2 separate regions of the Mus musculus genome follow, and region 2 is linked to region 1. The links are chromatin loops, found by intact Hi-C in ENCODE. Cell type or tissue: left cerebral cortex. All regions are shown on one strand. Each heading gives the region's core, and the rest is flanking DNA. Links, peaks and the distances in the headings are about the cores only. Region 1 has its middle 18 kb from the start of Gm36241. Region 2 has its middle 35 kb from the start of Rxfp2.

What was found. Peaks named below come from ENCODE experiments on the same cell type or tissue, not always from the same donor. Only the 100,000 strongest peaks of a DNase experiment are listed, where the experiment ranks them.
Region 2: it touches region 1 in a loop (1.8-fold over the local background); 5 of 42 quality-filtered maps call a loop at or near these places.

Annotation. Positions count from the first base shown.
Region 1 is chr5:149,922,710-149,931,116 of GRCm38, forward strand. No RefSeq gene overlaps it. Among named protein-coding and RNA genes, the nearest start is that of Gm36241, 18 kb to the left of the region's middle. In left cerebral cortex, for the core only: no CTCF peak of the experiment used is centred there; DNase peaks (open chromatin) are centred at 4,257, 6,662 and 7,854.
Region 2 is chr5:149,979,281-149,987,687 of GRCm38, forward strand. No RefSeq gene overlaps it. Among named protein-coding and RNA genes, the nearest start is that of Rxfp2, 35 kb to the right of the region's middle. In left cerebral cortex, for the core only: a CTCF peak has its summit at 4,475 (motif pointing left); a DNase peak (open chromatin) is centred at 4,470.

The sequences.
Region 1 (8,407 bases), core at 73-8,072:
GAGAAAGGAGGAAGAAGGTAGGTCAATCATGAGAACATGGCCATGAGGACCAGCCAGTTAGAGTAGGAGTGGCCCAGGCAGAACATGGCAAGTGACATCTCCTTGGGATTATTGACAGGAAAGTAGACATAATAGCAGACAGGGTTGATATCTGCCCAGCTCTGGTGTTAAGGCTTATTATAAAGGGCTTGTCTCCTATACTTGGAGACTAAAAGATCTAAGGTGGGGTAGAAACCCCCAAATAATGGGCTATGGGGGTGTGTGATATCTCAGTGGATATTTGTGCCTGAGATACATGGCCTGAGGACTGTGTATCAGGATGGGTGAGGCACATTCAGAGTTTCCACATCTCTCACCCAGAAAGAGCTGTATGAACCCTGCAGTGTGGCTCATAGCGATGCCTGCCTCTGGTTTACTGCTCTGTGGCTGGAAATGGCAACCCTGGCATGGCCAGAACCTGGCTTTCTCCCCTTGCTATTGACTCTTCTCAGGAATGGCAGAGTGGAGACAAACCACCCAGAAACACATCCTAGAAAGCACATAAGAGAATGGCATTAATTTTTCTCCAACCACCAGACAAAAGCACTTTGATTTCACCTGAATTAAAAGAAAAAATAGATCCAAATAGAACCCCTGGAACTAATATAAGAAGTGCCTGTTGGCCAAATTCACGTCAGGTTCCAAAATGAATTTCCATGCATGCTGGCATTTAACTTTGCTTTAGAAAGTGGAAAATGCCCTTCCTTTTCACTCTTTAATTTTATTTGACTATTACAGGGAGGAAATTAGAGTGTGTGGAATGTAGAAATTGAATTATAATCTAGTACAATGAACTTCTCTTTCCAGAAAGTCAAACGCTGTTTGCATTTAAGCTGGTGTGCTCCTCTGGGATCCTTACAAAGGTTTTTACCCTTTCTTTCTCAGATACTTTTCAAATTAAATCTTCGCCACTTAATTCAACTTTAGTAAGTTTTCTTTCATGCAGACGGTGCTGTTACAGCAATCAGACTCTCTGAGATGAAAGTAGGCCATGCATTTCCAAAGACAGTTTGAAGTTCACAAAGAATGACTAGAACTTACGGGGGAAAAAAAAATCACATCTGGGCATTTGATGGTGGCAGTGAAAATCTGATTCTGCCTAAAGTGGTACACGAAGCCCTGAGCTTAGAACCAGGACCCGTTGATGTGTTGCTTTAAAAGTCCTCTGGCTATTTGGTGAACGAGTGTTACATCAATTTCTACTTTTTTTTCTGATTGCAATCATTACTCTAAAAATGTACGCAGAGAGACGTGGCCTACTAGGCAGTGGGGCTACGGAAGGAAGTGCAGCAGAGTTCACTCCCTGGCCTGGTCTAAAATATCACATGATCTCAGAATCTCCTAAAATAGAACTTGGATCCACCAATAACTAGTGTGTATCAAAGAGAAACAAGGTAACCCAGCCACTGACGCAATAAAGACATTTTGTGCGATGCTGTCCCAACAGAAGCAAACCTACACTCGTCTCCAAATGCAGCCCAGACAGCTGGGGGTTTACATTACAAATTGTAAGGGGTAGTGGGTGCGGTATCAGAAGGGGAGACATCAAAGGCATGGGACTGGAGAGAAGGCTCAGTAGTTAACAGCATTGGCTGCTCTTGCAGAGGACCTGGGTTTGGTTCTCAGCAGCCACGTGGCAGCTCACAGTATCTGTAACTCCAGTGCCAGAGGATCTGATGCCCTCTTTTGGTCTCCATGGGCACTTCATGCATGGGGTGTGCATATATGTATATGATTCGGGCACACACATGTACGCATAAATATTCTTAATTAAGAATAAAATGAAGCACATGTCATTTGAACCCATATTCGTGGCAGCCATTCCTCTCGTGAAGTCAGAGCTGTAGAGCATAGAACATTCGTTCTCTTGAGAAGGAGCAGATTTGAGAGCTGAGCTCGTGACTGCACAGATGAGAATTCTGACTGTCCTGGTGGGCCTCGTAATGAGATTTGTCCCTTATGAGTCATTGAAATCACAGCGAGGCAAGGTCAGACTGCCCCAGTCAATTGCGTTGTCGCATTTGTGGATATTTTAAGCTCACCATGTTCAAATTTCCTGTTATATTTCTATCTAAGGCTAGATATTGAACTTAATGGCCTTACATTAAAAAATAGATCGTTCTATTACATTTAATTATTAAAAACTGAAGTTCTTGTCTTGGGGCAATTTCTATCATATTTAAGAAATCCACTAATGTTAGATTTTTCTTCCTAAGCTAAAATTTACTGACTTATCCAACTAATTGTTATTATGAGTTTCCTATATTCTGAGCATGAGGCCTGTGTGTTGTGTTGTGTGCATTATGTATTGTATATGTGTGTGCATACATACATGTGTGTATTGTGTATTGGGGTGGGAGTATGTGTGTGTTGTGTATTGTAGAGGGGAGTGTGCATGTGTGTGCATGTGTGTGTGTGTGTGTGTTGTGTATTATAGGGGGAGTGTGCGTGTGTATGTGTGTGTCACTAGCTCTCTCAGACACTTCTGTGCTCATAGCCATCTCTTAAGTTCTCTGTTAATTCCAAAGATGGGAGGAGAAAGATTACTGATTGGAATCATTATGGTCAAATTAATTTAAGTAAGCTTTTTAAAATTTGCATTCAAAGGCTGCCTCCCACTAAGGTAGGGCTCGAGAGGTCAGCATTGGATGTGAGGAAAGCAAAGCTTTTATAGCCCAGGAGCAGGGGGTTCCTAAATGGGGGATTTGGTAGGCAAAATAGTCGGAGTTACAGGAGCAGAACAAGCAAGGTAGTCCTACTGACCTCTTGAAACAAAGACATGGTTACAGTGTGGGCATAGCAAAGTCGTCGTATCAACAGATACTCATAGCACGGTAGCCATAACAACAGGTATTATAGCAAGGTCGTCATAGGTGGTCATATGACCTTCTGAAGCAAAGGTAGGCTTGAAGACAGTAGTAATCAATCCTTTGAAATAAAGCCATTTGTAGTTAAGCTTACAGGTGGGGCATAGCCCAATCCTTGAGAAACAGAGGTTTAATCATAAACAGGAGTGAACTGAGATTGTCTTTACTGTAAGACTACTTCTAAAGTTAACATGGAGGTTCCACATCATGTGTGACATATCAGCCCTTTGGTAGTGAGGACAGTGTCATTGAGAACAGTGACTCTCAGGCTCTGTCACTCTGGCTTCCAACTCCCCATTTTGTTCCTACTTCCGGCTCTTCTCCTTATATTTGTGTTATTTGTGTTGATTAGTTTTTGTCAACTAGACACAAGCCTATGCAAATTTGGGAAGAGGGAATCTCAATTGAGGAATTGCCTCCACCAGATTATCCTATGAGCAAGTCCGTGGGGCCTGTTTCTGATTAATGATTGTTATAGGAGGGCCCAGCCCACCGTGGGCAGAGTGAGCCCTGGGCAGGTGGCTTTGGGTACCTCTAAGAAAGCAGGCTGAGCAAGCCCGTAAGCAGCTTTCCTCCATTGCCTCTGTTTCAGCTCCTGCCTCCAGGTTCCCGCCTTGAGTTCCTGTCCTGGCTTCCTTCAGTGACAGACAATATGGATGTAGAAGTGTAAGCCAAATAAACCCTTTCCTCCCCAAGTTGCTTAGATCATGGTCTTTATCACAGCAATAGAAAGTCAACTAGAGCAACATTTGAACAGGTCTTTTTCCATTTTATTCTTTGCTTTTGGATACTGTACCATGTGGTCTTTAAGCAGTGCATAAGATGCTGGAAACCCTCCCTAGCTTACTTAATCCTGGCTGTACCTCTCATCCCCATTCTATAGATGTGGAAACTCACAGTGGCTAGTCCTGAGGCTCCTGCTTTATTTGAAGAAAAGCTCATGACCAACTAACCTATTAGGCACATCACAATTCTGTGTACACAATTTTTATTTGGGTGTTAGAAGTCAAGCCTGGGGCTTAGCAAAGACTTTACCCAGAATCCCCAAACCCTATCCTGCACCTTGTGAACGCTTCCCACCGTGTTTTCTAAATCACTCTCCCTCTTTCCTGTCTTCTGTTGATATTTAATCCTTTTTTATTAATCTTTCACCTAGGGATCAAATGCTTCCTTTCCAGTCTTCAGACAGTCATCCCTACATTGTAACACACTTAAAATATATATATATATACATATATATATATATATATATATCCAGCGATAAACAGTCTTTCAATCCTGCTCCTGAAATTCAGAGTGTTTTAACACTCACATCCTCCTCACCATCTGCTGGGTTACAATTGTCTGGAAGTTCGTATGGCCCCAGATTTCAGCTGTAAAATTAGTCTGTGTTATAGTGTATTTATAGACACTGTTTACCCTGAAATACCAGGAAGTTTATCCTCCATTCTGTCTAAGAACTTTTTTCCTTACATTTTTGGCTGTTTCATGTTCTCCTCTGGCATGGGGAAGGTGTCAACAGTCTGTGTCCTTAATTGCCTCCATGTTTTGTTTTGGTTTCTTTGGTTGGTTGATTGGTTTTTGTTTTTGGTTTCAAGACAGGGTTTCTCTGTGTAGCCCTGGCTACCCCGGAACTCATTTCGTTGTTTTTAATTTCCCATGATACCACTGCTCTGTCGTTATTGTGGAGTGATATTTAGGATGTATGTCTGCGTGTCGTGTGCATGCAGTGTCTGTAGAAGTCAGAGAAGGTACCGAATCCTCTGGGACAGGAGTTACAGATGGCTGTGAGCTGCTATGTGGATGCTAGGAATCCAACCTGGACCCCCTTCAAGAGCAGCCAGTGCCTTTAACCACTGAGCCATCTCTTCTTCCCTCTCTTGTTATGTTCTTAGCCAGGTTTCCCTCCACGGTTCTGATGCCATAGATCAACAATCAGTGTTGAGATAGATTGAGACTTCACATGTGCATGTCCATGTTTGCCACCAATGTTAAACTGTTGCTAACTCCTCCTTTTCCCCCTCCTCCTCTTCCCCCTCCTCCTCTTTCCCCTCCTCCTCTTCCCCTGCTCCTCCTCCTCCTCAGTTTCTTATACTTATCTACCTATATTAATGTTTCAGAGTTATTATACAAATTACCCTAGGCTAACCTGTTTAACTGACAGGAACATATTGTCTCACAATTCTGGAGGCTTCAGTCTGAAATCAAGTATAGCAGGTTTGATTTCTCCTGATGTCTGTCTCCTTGTCACCTTCTCATGGCATGCTCCTGAGGGTTAACACTGATTGTTGACATGGCAGGGTCTGGAATCACCTAGGAAATAAGCCTGTGCCGTGTCTGTGGAGAAGTTTCTAGACTGGGTTAATTAAGGTGAGAAGACCCACCTTTAATGCAGGCCCGCACACTGCAAGTCAGAATAAGCCCTTTCTTAATTTGCTTGTGCTAGGTTGTTTGTTTTGTTTGAGCAACAAGAAAAGTAGGTACAGTAATCTTCAAGTAGGTTTTCCTCTGTGAGTGCCCATCATGGTTGCTCATTTTCTTCTGAGGATGACAGGCCTGTTGGGTTAGAGAGCCCTGAACGCCTTGTTTTAACTTTATCACCTCTTGGGGAAGGGGCAGAGTTGGCTTAGCAGTTCTGAGCACTGACTAGTCTTCCTAAAGGACCCAGGTTCAATTCCCAGCACCCACATGGCAGCTCACAACTGTCTGTAACTGCACGGATCCAATATCCTCACACAGACATAATGAAGACAAAATACAAATGCACACAAAGTAAAAATAAATAAATTATTTAAAATATAAAATATAAATATTTTAAAAATAATGTAATAGAGTATTTTATTCTTATATATTTATTATAAATTATGTAATATATAAATTAAGAATGTAATAAATGTATTTAAAATAAAATATGAAAACAATAAAGCTATAATTTTATCCCCTCTCTAAGGCTCCCACTCCAACTTCTTCATCCCCATTCTGAAGTATTGGGAGTTAGGAGTTCAAAGTTTGAATCCTAGGGGAATATTACTTGGCCCATAACACAGTTCTTTTCCTAGTTTTACTATCTCCAAATCTATTCTTATTTTCTATTTAATATATACATCATTCCTGGTGGCAGTTAATCAGAATTTTAAACTTTTAATCTGTCATATCTGATGTTGACTGGGCTGTACTTTGCCCTGCATCATCTCTCCCATAATCTTCTTAAAAGCAAAACTACTAATTTTATTATCTAATTTCCTAGCTAGGAAAACTGAGTCGCAGGGCATAATTTCATTACCCTGGGTTGGTCACTAATGAAGGCCGTGCTCACAGCCAGTCATCTTGTATCCATGGAGGAAGACCATCAGCAGGAAGACCATCCACAGGTGACATGGTCCCAGTGTAGAAAATTAGCTCCTCGACTGCCTGGAGAGTGGATGGACTCTGCCAAGCTCCTGTCAGCCAGGGAACCCAGGTTTGTAAACCCACTCGAAGAAAACACTGTGTGATCTTGGCCGCTATATTACATATCCAAGTCAGTACTGGAATTCCTTAGACTTTGTCAGTGTAGATTGACCCCACCCAGGACACGCATGCACACATACATGTGTGTGCACTCCCTCTGAAAGCTTTCTGTGCTATAGTACTGAAAGTCTTCGATTTATTGTCTGAAATTTCCAGCATATACTTTTTTCTTTTTTCTTTTTTTTTTAAGCATAGATCACCACAAAAGCAGACGGGTTGGTGGAGATTCCATATGGTTACAGGATGACATAGTAGCTTGACAATTTTCTGTCATGAAATATTACATGCTTTCATCATCAGAGATTCAAGTGGTGTACGGACGTAAAAGTCCGAAAACTGGAGATTGCCCTGGCTCTGATCTTTATGGAAGTTTCCTGAAGTCTTAAAAATATATTGATGTTTTATCTTAGGATTGTCACTTTCTCTAACATTCCTGTCTCTTTTACAACAGGAATAAGTGATTCTGTAAAACCACCCCCACTCCCCCCCCTCTTCCTCTCTGTCCTTCCCTTTTCCTCCCCTACCTTCTCTCATCCCCTCCCTCACTCCAACTTTCACTCTCCCCTCCCTCCATACTTTTATTTTTTATTTTATTTTATTTTATTTTATTTTTAACTTTTAAGACAGAGTCTCATACACTCAAGGCTGTCTTTGATCTGGTCTCTAAGTATCATCAGACTCGCACTTGTGTTGGGACTTAAGGTTACAGACCTGTGCCACCCCACCCAACTTGCTCTGTGTGAGTTACTGACAAAGGAGCTACTGATGGTGTAGATGGACACAGGGCCAGATCCTTTTGTTGTTGTCAAGGCATCTACGTATCTCCTCACCTGAGTCACAGTAAAAGGGAATCATGAAACTGCTTTTTTTTTTTTTTAAAGTTCATCCTGCACTTGACCATGGCTTCGGGAATATGAGGGGTGGGGGGAGGGAGGGAAGGAGAGAGGGAGGGAGAGAGAGAGAGAGAGAGAGAGAGAGAGAGAGGGAGAGGGAGAGGGAGAGGGAGAGGGAGAGGGAGAGGGAGAGAGAGAGAGAGAGAGAGAGAGAGAGAGAGAGAGAGAGAGAGAAGATCAGACATGGAAATCCCAGCTTTTTATATCACCTGGCAGCTGGAGTCATTAAGGAAAAATAAAGCAGAAAAATGGACCAGGATACAGGGGGACTGTCCTTTAGACCTACCTGCTCCAGGTGGGGGTGGGGGCTTCAAAGCCCACTCCTAGATTCTTTTACAAAGGGGAAGTCTGGGCCATGCAGGCTTTCACTGCTGGGATTTAGCACAACAGAACTGCACTCTGGGTGTTGCAGTGAGATCTGCTGTTGGGCAGCTGTGGGAGGATCCCTCTGAGCTCCAGTTTTGCCTGCTCAGTCCCTCAGTATCCCATCCACCAGTGGTTTCTGTCACAGCCTTATTTAGCATCTTTAGATGTGGAAACCACTCATCCCACCACTCTAGAGAATTCTAATTTTATTGCAGCTGAAACTCACTTAAATGCTACTAGCCACGGGGAAAAAGGAAACAGGTGACGTCAGAGTCAGGTGAGCATCTGCTAGCCACACCATCACTGAGCTAGTGTCAGGTGACCATCTCATAACTGTGCCATCACTGTCCTAGGGTCAGGTGACCATCTGCTAGCTACACCATCACTGTTGGTCGTGAAAGGAATATTGGGCATGTAAAACTATTTTAGTAAGAGTAAATCCGTGTGGTGTGTGTGTGTGTGTGTGTGTGTGTGTGTGTATGTGTGTTGTGCACGTGTGAGTGTTTGAGTATGAGTCTTGTTAGACTTCCTGGCTCTTCTGTGCCTATTTCCCTTTCATGAGTTGCTGGAAATCTAATCTCAAGAAAGGACATTTGAGACATCTGAATTTCCTTGTGAATTTATTGTCCTCTTGCGCGTGTCCTTCCAGGTGCCGTGGTCCCTCAGTATTGGTGGAGATTGGCTTCATCAAAACCCCCTTTATCACTAAATATTCAAACCCTCATGTGGTCA
Region 2 (8,407 bases), core at 182-8,181, 57 kb after region 1:
GCCTTGGGAGAATTACCTTAAATTTTTCAGTGTGTAGCATGCTTGACAAACACAGACACTGTTTTGCCTGGTGGTGTTTAACATGGAATCTAGCAGTGTGAATGAATCTTTGAGCACAGAGCAGATGTTCTCTGATTCTTATCTTGAATCCCTAAGAAGGAGTATATCCTATGAATGGATGCATTTTGTGGGATGTTTATTGAGTGACTATGGTGTTACACATCTCTGAACGAAACAGACAACAGGAAGTTCAGGGAGAGGTTATAAGGCACTCTGTAGTCGGGAGATGGTGGTAAATGGTACTGGAAAATTAAAACAGAGCGAAGTGTAGGAGCAAGATGTGACATGAGCTTAGATCAGGTGACTAGGCTACCTAAGGAGATGTTTGAGCAAATCCTTGAAGGTGGTGAGGGGCTTGGCTAAGTAGGCCTCTGAGAAGGTTGGCCACAGAGCCACAACTTTGAGGTAGGTTATGTTTGGCATGTTTGAGGAACATGAAGGAGCCTAGGATGCCTAGAGTATAGGAAGAGGAGGAGACCTGTAGGAGAAAGCCAGGTTTCCATGCATCCTCTTGTAATCCTAGTAACCAGGAGGCCGAGGCAAAAGGATTCACCATGATGTTAGGCCAGATGAGATACATAGTTCAGTCAAGGCCAGCATGAGTCTAGAAGACTTGGTGAGGTATGGGAGAGGGGAGGGTGTGCAAGGATATGGAGGAAAGGGAAAGAGTAAATAAATGGAAGTAAATGAATGAGCTGATGTGTGCAAGACTCCAGATTGCTTGGATCCTTCTGGAATGGAGGCTTACTCTCCAGGACCAACTATGGCAACAGTGATACTCTGAAGGCAAAAGAAATACTGATGGAGAAGGAGACAGTGACTGAAAATGTCAGCTATAACCCTGTGACCAAGTTACAGTTGTGTGATTGTTACCTAGGACTGAGCCATTAGCATATCTTCCTTATTTTGCTATGAATATGCATGTATGTATAATATATGCAGATGAGTACATATTAAATATATTTGCTTTATGTGCTCTCATTCCTTTACAGTGTTGCTTAAGATGAATTGACTTCATGTCACAGTGTTTAAATATTGTTTAAAAAAGAAAACATAACCCATGGGCTTTACTTTTGAGAAAGACATTATCATACTTGGGGGTTATAAGTAAGATAATTGTATCGTATTAGGCAGAATGTTGCTGCTATATGTTGCTGTTATAATGTTGCTGCTGTGTATATTTGGAGGTTAAGTGTGGTTTATAGATATAGGTACCAATCTGGTAAGAAATTGACTTATCATAATAAGCAATTTTATGTGTCAACTTGACTGGGCCATAGCACGCCCATATTACTTCTGGGTGGATTTGCAGAGTGTTTCTAAGTTTTTACGGAAGGTGCTACCACGTTAACTAGCTGGTTAAACAGGTTTCCTTCCTAGTACCAGTGGTCATCAACCAGCTCACCAACCCCCTGGAAGTGACAAGAAGCTGCAGAAAGTTGGAGATTCCTCTCTGCCGACTGCTTGAGCTAGGACATCTGCCTCACCCTGCCTAGAGCCAGGATTTAACCATCTTAGCTCTGGCTTCTCAAGTATTTGATCACAGACTTGGTTTTCCTGGGTCTCTAGTTTTTAGATAAGAAGTGATGGAACTTCAGAGCCTTTGTAAACACAGAGAGTTAGTATAGTCTCCTGGTAAACACACTATATACACACATACAGAGATACACACACACACACACACACACATATATATACATACATAGTATACACACATACATATACACAGAGACATACATACATATACACATATATACATACACACACATACATATATATACGTAGTATACACACATACATATACACAGAGGCATACATACATATACACACATATACATATACACATATATACATACATACCCACACATATATATATATATACATACATAGTATACACACATACATATACACAGAGACATACATACATATACACACATATACATATACACATATATACATACACACACACACATACACCCCATTTCTTTGGAAAACTCTAATTAATATAGCAAGCAGTAGTCACCCAAAACTCTTCCCTTTATAACCTTGTAGAAAAATTAATTGCATCAAGATTTTACTACAGATAAAAATTAATGATAAAACAATGATTTGTTATATAAAAACAAGACAACATGCTTTGAATTTTTCAAAAATAAAATCTATTGTACAACCTATATAGCAACTACCTTTGGCTAGAACTTTTGTAAAACTTTGCTTGCCCTGCCAGCACGCCTGAAGGTCTGTTTGAAAGTTCAGTCAAAGTTTTCAGATCTTTCAAGCAGCCCAGGGGAGCCAGTGCAGAGAGCGTCGGTGCCTCACAGGGATTGGCTTCTTGAGAATAAAGCAAAGCCTCAGGAATCCAGGAGACCCAGATGGAAGGAGAGGAGTCTGCAGTGAGTCCCTCAGGATGCAGGCTGGATAGAGTCTGCTCTGATGATTCCATACAGAATGATGCTCTAGGGTCCATCTGGTCCCCCACTGACAGCGCTGACGCTGGACAGGCTGCCCCTGTGGAGTTCTCTAGCTGAGGGCCAACCCGCCATGACTAGAACTTGAAGCTTGCCATACATGGTTCACACGAAGATGGCTTCTGGGCAAGGGTTCACACTTTCCTTAAAATGGGCAAAATAGCCGAGGTGGAGGCAGGGTTCACTGGGACTCTATCAAAACAAAACCCTGTGCTTGTTTGAAATGGGAAAATGAGCAGTCTCATATTTCTTAAATGGAAAGTTAACGGTTAGAAGTAGTGGCCAAAGAATGGGAGCCTGGCTTACAGTACACCAAGGGAAGGAGATACATTTATACAGTCAAATTCAATCCTGAGTTAAATGAGCTATTGTCAAAAAGCCTTGGCAAGGAGCTAACCTGACCCTGACCAAGAGAAGAAATCCAGGCTGCAGGCATTAAAGAGCAAATGCATTCCGCATGTCCGAAGAGGCAAACTCAAAATAATACAGATATGTCTTTGTTTACTGAGTATCCACAAAGACAAGACAGCCTGATGAGAAACCTTTAAAAGATGTTGTGAGATATTTGTTCCTCCCAGGAGAACTCTCCGAAATGTCTGTTTCCTGCTTCACAGATACCTTTTTTCATAAGAAGAACATTGCGATTGGGTGTTTTTGTAGTCCTGTGTGTATAAATAAGTGAAAGAAGAAAGGAGCAAGTGTGTGCTTAAAGCACATAAAGAAGTTAGGAAAATGGAAAATTGGAATTAAATAAGTTCCTAGGAGTAATAGTGACAGTGAGCTCCTAGGAGTAACAGTGACAGTGAGCTCCTAGGAGCAACAGTGACAGTGAGCTCCTAGGAGCAACAGTGACAGTGAGCTCCTAGGAGCAACAGTGACAGTGAGCTCCTAGGAGCAACAGTGACAGTGAGCTCCTAGGAGCAACAGTGACAGTGAGCTCCTAGGAGCAACAGTGACAGTGAGCTCCTAGGAGCAACAGTGACAGTGAGCTCCTAGGAGCAACAGTGACAGTGAGCTCCTAGGAGCAACAGTGACAGTGAGCTCCTAGGAGTAACAGTGACCTGCTGGAGCAGTGAGGGAATGAGTAAATGGACTGATGGCGCTCAGCCATTGGAAGACTTTATCCAGAGGGAAAAAAGAACAAGGAAGGAATGGAGGGAGGGAGGGAGGGAGGGAGGGAGGGAGGGAGGGAGGGAGGGAGGGAGGGAAGGAAGGGAGGAAGCCAGTCAGCCAATCAAAAGCGCAAAGCCAAAATGCATGTTCTTAGCAAAAACACATTGTTGTTTTTTATTTTTAATTTTAATTTTCTGTGTGTAGAGGAGTTTTGCCTTCATGTGTGTCTGTGAACCATGTGTGCCTGTTGCACGTGGAATCTAGAAGAGGTCATTGCGTTATCTGGAGCTGGAGTTACAGGTGGTTGTGAGCCTCCAGGAGGGTGCTGAGAACAGAACCCAGGTACTGTGGAAGAGCAGTGTGTGCTTCTAACTGCTGAGCCATCTCTCCAGCTCCCTTTATTTGGTTTATTTATCTTCTTTGGTGGTGATGGAATGACTATTGCTAGCGCTTCCATACCTCTGTCTCATGAAATTTTATAACCATTTGTACAATCTTACAGAAAAACATTATTTCGAGGAAAAAATTATTTCGAGGCACACATTCTTAACGTGTGTGTGTGTGTGTGTGTGTGTGTGTGTGTGTGTGTGTGTGTGTGTGTATGTGTATGTGTATGTGATAGACAGATAGACAGATAGTTGTTGTTATTTTAATTCAGCTTCTCATTTACCTAGCATGCAATAATGGAGCTTGGGAAACTCATTGGGAAATAAGTGTCCTTCCTTATTTTAAAAACAAGTGAGAAAGGGAGAGAATGGGGTGTGTTTAAAGCCCAGTTAATTTTCCAGCCTGTGAAAACAGATGAATTTACAGTCATATTCCACAGCACCACCCAGTGGTCTGGAGAAACAGGATTCTGTAATGGGGGTGCATGTGACAGTCTTGGGACAGCTAATGGTGGAACCAGCCTTCTCTGTTTAGTGTAGGGGAGTGGGTAACCTTGGAGCCGGCTGGACTGCTGAGGCTGCGTGCCAGGTCACCTTTGAGCATGCTCCTCTCAGGACTGGGCTGGGTTCTTTCCTGATGCCTGAAATCGGGGCTTTGAAACTGGGTTTTCATCCACCTGTTATAAAACTTCTCGGCTGTTTATGAAGATTTTCAGTCTGAGGACTAGATAGAGGGAAAATAACAAACTAATAAATAATGTAGTTTTATGCATGTGTGATCGCCAACTCTGTGAACAGGATGTGTGCAAGTGATGGCTTCAGTTCTCTCATTGCGTATCAACAGTCACTTGGTTATGAGGCCAGAGGACTCGGTAATGTGACATTGCTGTTTAACTCATAATCTGTCCGTAGTCTCCAGGACCACCACATGCCCTTACAGGGCTTACCTAACTACAGCCTGGATCCTTTGGAACCCATCCCGCACACTACCAGCCCGCGTTCTAAACAACTAAACACTAATCCTGATGTAAATTCTTTGTGGGTTTCTCTCTGTCCATAGCACAAAGTCCAGTGTCCCTCGGGGGTATATAAAGTCCCTTAGTACCCACCTCTACCTATCTCCCATCCAAAACAACTCCGCAGGTGCAAACTGCCCACCTGGCTCCATCTTCCTCCTGGAATATTCTTTGTCCTGGCTATTTTTTATCGCCACCTTCCCACAGCAGAGTCACGTGGGAAGAAGGAACCTCGATTGAGGGATTACTAGATCATACTGCACCGCAACCATATATGAGAGAGATGGCCTTGACTGATAATTGATGGGAGGGTCCAGTCCACTGTGGGTGACAACATCCCCAGGCAGGTGGGCTGTCTAAGCAGGCTGAGCATGGGACAGAGGCCGAGACAGTAAGCAGCCTTCCGTCGTGGTTTCTTCTTCAGTTTCTATGTGAGTTCCCTTCCTGACTCTCCTCAGTGATGGATTGTGACCTGTAAGTGGAGGCAGAAACAAACCGGAAGTTGCTCTTGGTCATGGTGTTCAATAGAAAGCAGACTAGGACGCTTCTGCTCCTGGTCTTCACTGGTGTCATCCCTGCTTGTCCTGACCTTCCCTGGCACCATACTTGTGTCTTTACCTCTTCCACGTGGCCTCAGAGTGTGCCACAGATCCACAATGCGTCACTTAATATACCATTCAATTATTGCCCATATTTCCTCCCCCATTAGCTTGCTGACTCCTGGAGAATCTTACTTTCTGGTGCCTCAAATAGTGCCAGAGACATACGTAACCTTGATCGATATTTCAGCAACAGAATGTATGGATGTGGCCTTGCCCCCTAACGTAGCCAGCCAATCAGGATAGTTCTCATGTGGCTTAGTCAGGACCACTTAACTGTTCAAGCAAAGACAGAGGAAGTCTTTCCAAAGAAAGCCCACAGCAGGAAAAAACGGCACATGTCTCACCCCACCCCGCACTAAGCAAACTATGAGGGCACTTTATTGACAGATTCTTAATTAGGGAAATTAGTTTGACTTTGAAATTTCTTAAGTATTTTCCAGGAAATTAAAAAAAAAGTTACAATTTTAAGCCTGAAGTCACAGATCAATATAAAAAAGTTCTCAAATACCCTTACAGTAAGTTAATTCTCTTCCAAAAAAATTGTTTTGAAATTGTTATCAATATACTGTGAACACAAAATGTACACTGTTTTCTTAAGTCTTTAAAAAGGGTTATTTTTATTCTTTTTTTGTTGATTGGTATTTGTCTTTTGTTGATTTTCATTTCATTTTGTTGTTTTCAGTTTTTTTGGGGGGGGTTTCTTTTGTTTGTTTGTTTGTTTTGTTTTGTTTTGTTTTGTTTTGTTTTGTTTTGTTTTGTTTTGTTTTGTTTTCCTGAGACAGGGTTTCTCTGTGTAGCCCTGGCTGTCCTAAAATTCACTCTGTAGACCAGGCTGGCCTCGAACTCAGAAATCTGCCTGTCTCTGCCTCTCAAATGTTGGTATTAAAGGCCTGTGTCTCCACACCAGTTCCCATTTTAAAAAAATGCCCTATTTTGTATAAATTAACTCAAATATGGATCTCTTTCACATTTTTTTCATGAAAAGATTTATAGCTTAAATTATTGCTTCATTTTTCACAGTGAAAAACGACAAGTGGTATCTGGAAAAGCTGCCATTGCTGCCCTTGACAAATACCAGCAATTTTCATTGGTTAAAATTGAGTTCTTTTTCTTTATTTTTCAATCGACTACTGCTTCAGAAATAAATTAGATTATCATGGAAAAGCTCTGGAAGTAATTTAGAGTACTTGGTGTTGAACAAATAAGACAAATCTTCATGCTCTTCTCAATTGTATTGGAATGGAGGAAGCCAAGGAGTCCTATAATAAATATACAAAATGTATTTCAGGTCTCATAGAAGATATTTGGAGGTGATAGGATTTTATATAGTATGTCATCAGTTTTATTGGACTACTGACAAGTCTATTTGCAGATGGAAGTCTTTGCGCATTCAATGTGTCGAGCCTGAGAATCTCTTCCTCAAAGAATTTCATGGAAAATGGCTCTTTTTTCATATTTTTTTATGAAACAGACTGAGTAGGCTTTTAAATATGGGTCTTTAAGCCTACCTTTGTGGGAGTTCACATAGGAATACATGTCTGCTTTTGAAGTTTCGGTCTTCTTGCTTCATGGCATCCTAAAGATGTTTTATGACATCTGAAAGGGTTCACTTGTATGTTGTTCAATCCCCAAGACAACTAACTTCAGAAAGGCCCCTGTGCTGGGGTAAAATGTGCTTTCCATTACCCCTACTGAACAGCTGAGCACGAATCGCAGAAAGATCTATTTGATTTATCAATGTATGTCCCTTATGCACAAATCTCCATTGGCATCAAACCATTTATTCAATGAATACAGAGCCGAGGGACTGAGGGTCTCATATTCTGGCCTCTTTCTTTGTAAGTAGCAACATGATGTGGATAGAAGCCTTGGGACCACCACCCCCCCCCCCTTTGCAACATAAATTGAACTAGATGATTTCTAAGGTCTCCTTGTTGGCCTCTATCACGAAAAACAGACTCTGTGTTATCGTGTAAAAATTACACTTCGGGGCATATGGTAATTTCCTTTCTTGGATCACCAAATAAATTTACATTTTAGCAATTCAGAATTTGCATAGGGTGCTCTCGGCAGTGCTGTAGATCCTGAATTAATGTTTTTAAAAAATGTCATTGGAACGTATTAGGAGGATGTACTTGTCTCGTTTTTCCGTGAAGTTATAACCTGGGGAATTTTACCCATGTGCTCTTGTGCTCTTTGCCCAAACCTCCCGATTTTCCATTGATCACTGGCTCTCTGGTGAGTTTGTAAAACTCTGCTCATACAAAGAGCCCTGATGTCAATGGTTTGGCAGGGCGATAGGTCACCAAAGTTAAAGGAATCTTATTACCAAGTTTAGAATAATGTACACACTGGGGTATAGTGGATGTTTTACCATAGAAACAAGGGGTGCTGTCAGTGGGCGTTGCCTGCCCCTTGGTCATCATAACCCATGGCTTCCAGATGAGTGACCAGATCTGTGACTAGAACAACTATCTGTACATATGGGAAACCAGAGTCAGGTTTAGTAAGCCATAGGGAGAGTGGACCTTCAGTCAATCCAGAAGAGTTTAACTTAAGGGATCTCCAGTTTGAATGTAAAAAAAGATTCTCTGCAAATCAGAGATAAGCAGACTGGGACGGACTTCTGGAGGTAATGGCTTGTGATCCCAGATTACCACAGAAGTCCCTGGAAATAGAAGAAATACAGTGCATTCTTCTAAGGAGGGCCGCCCTCCTTAGAAGGAGTTTTGTGGTGTATATCTGCCATGTGTGCATTTCTA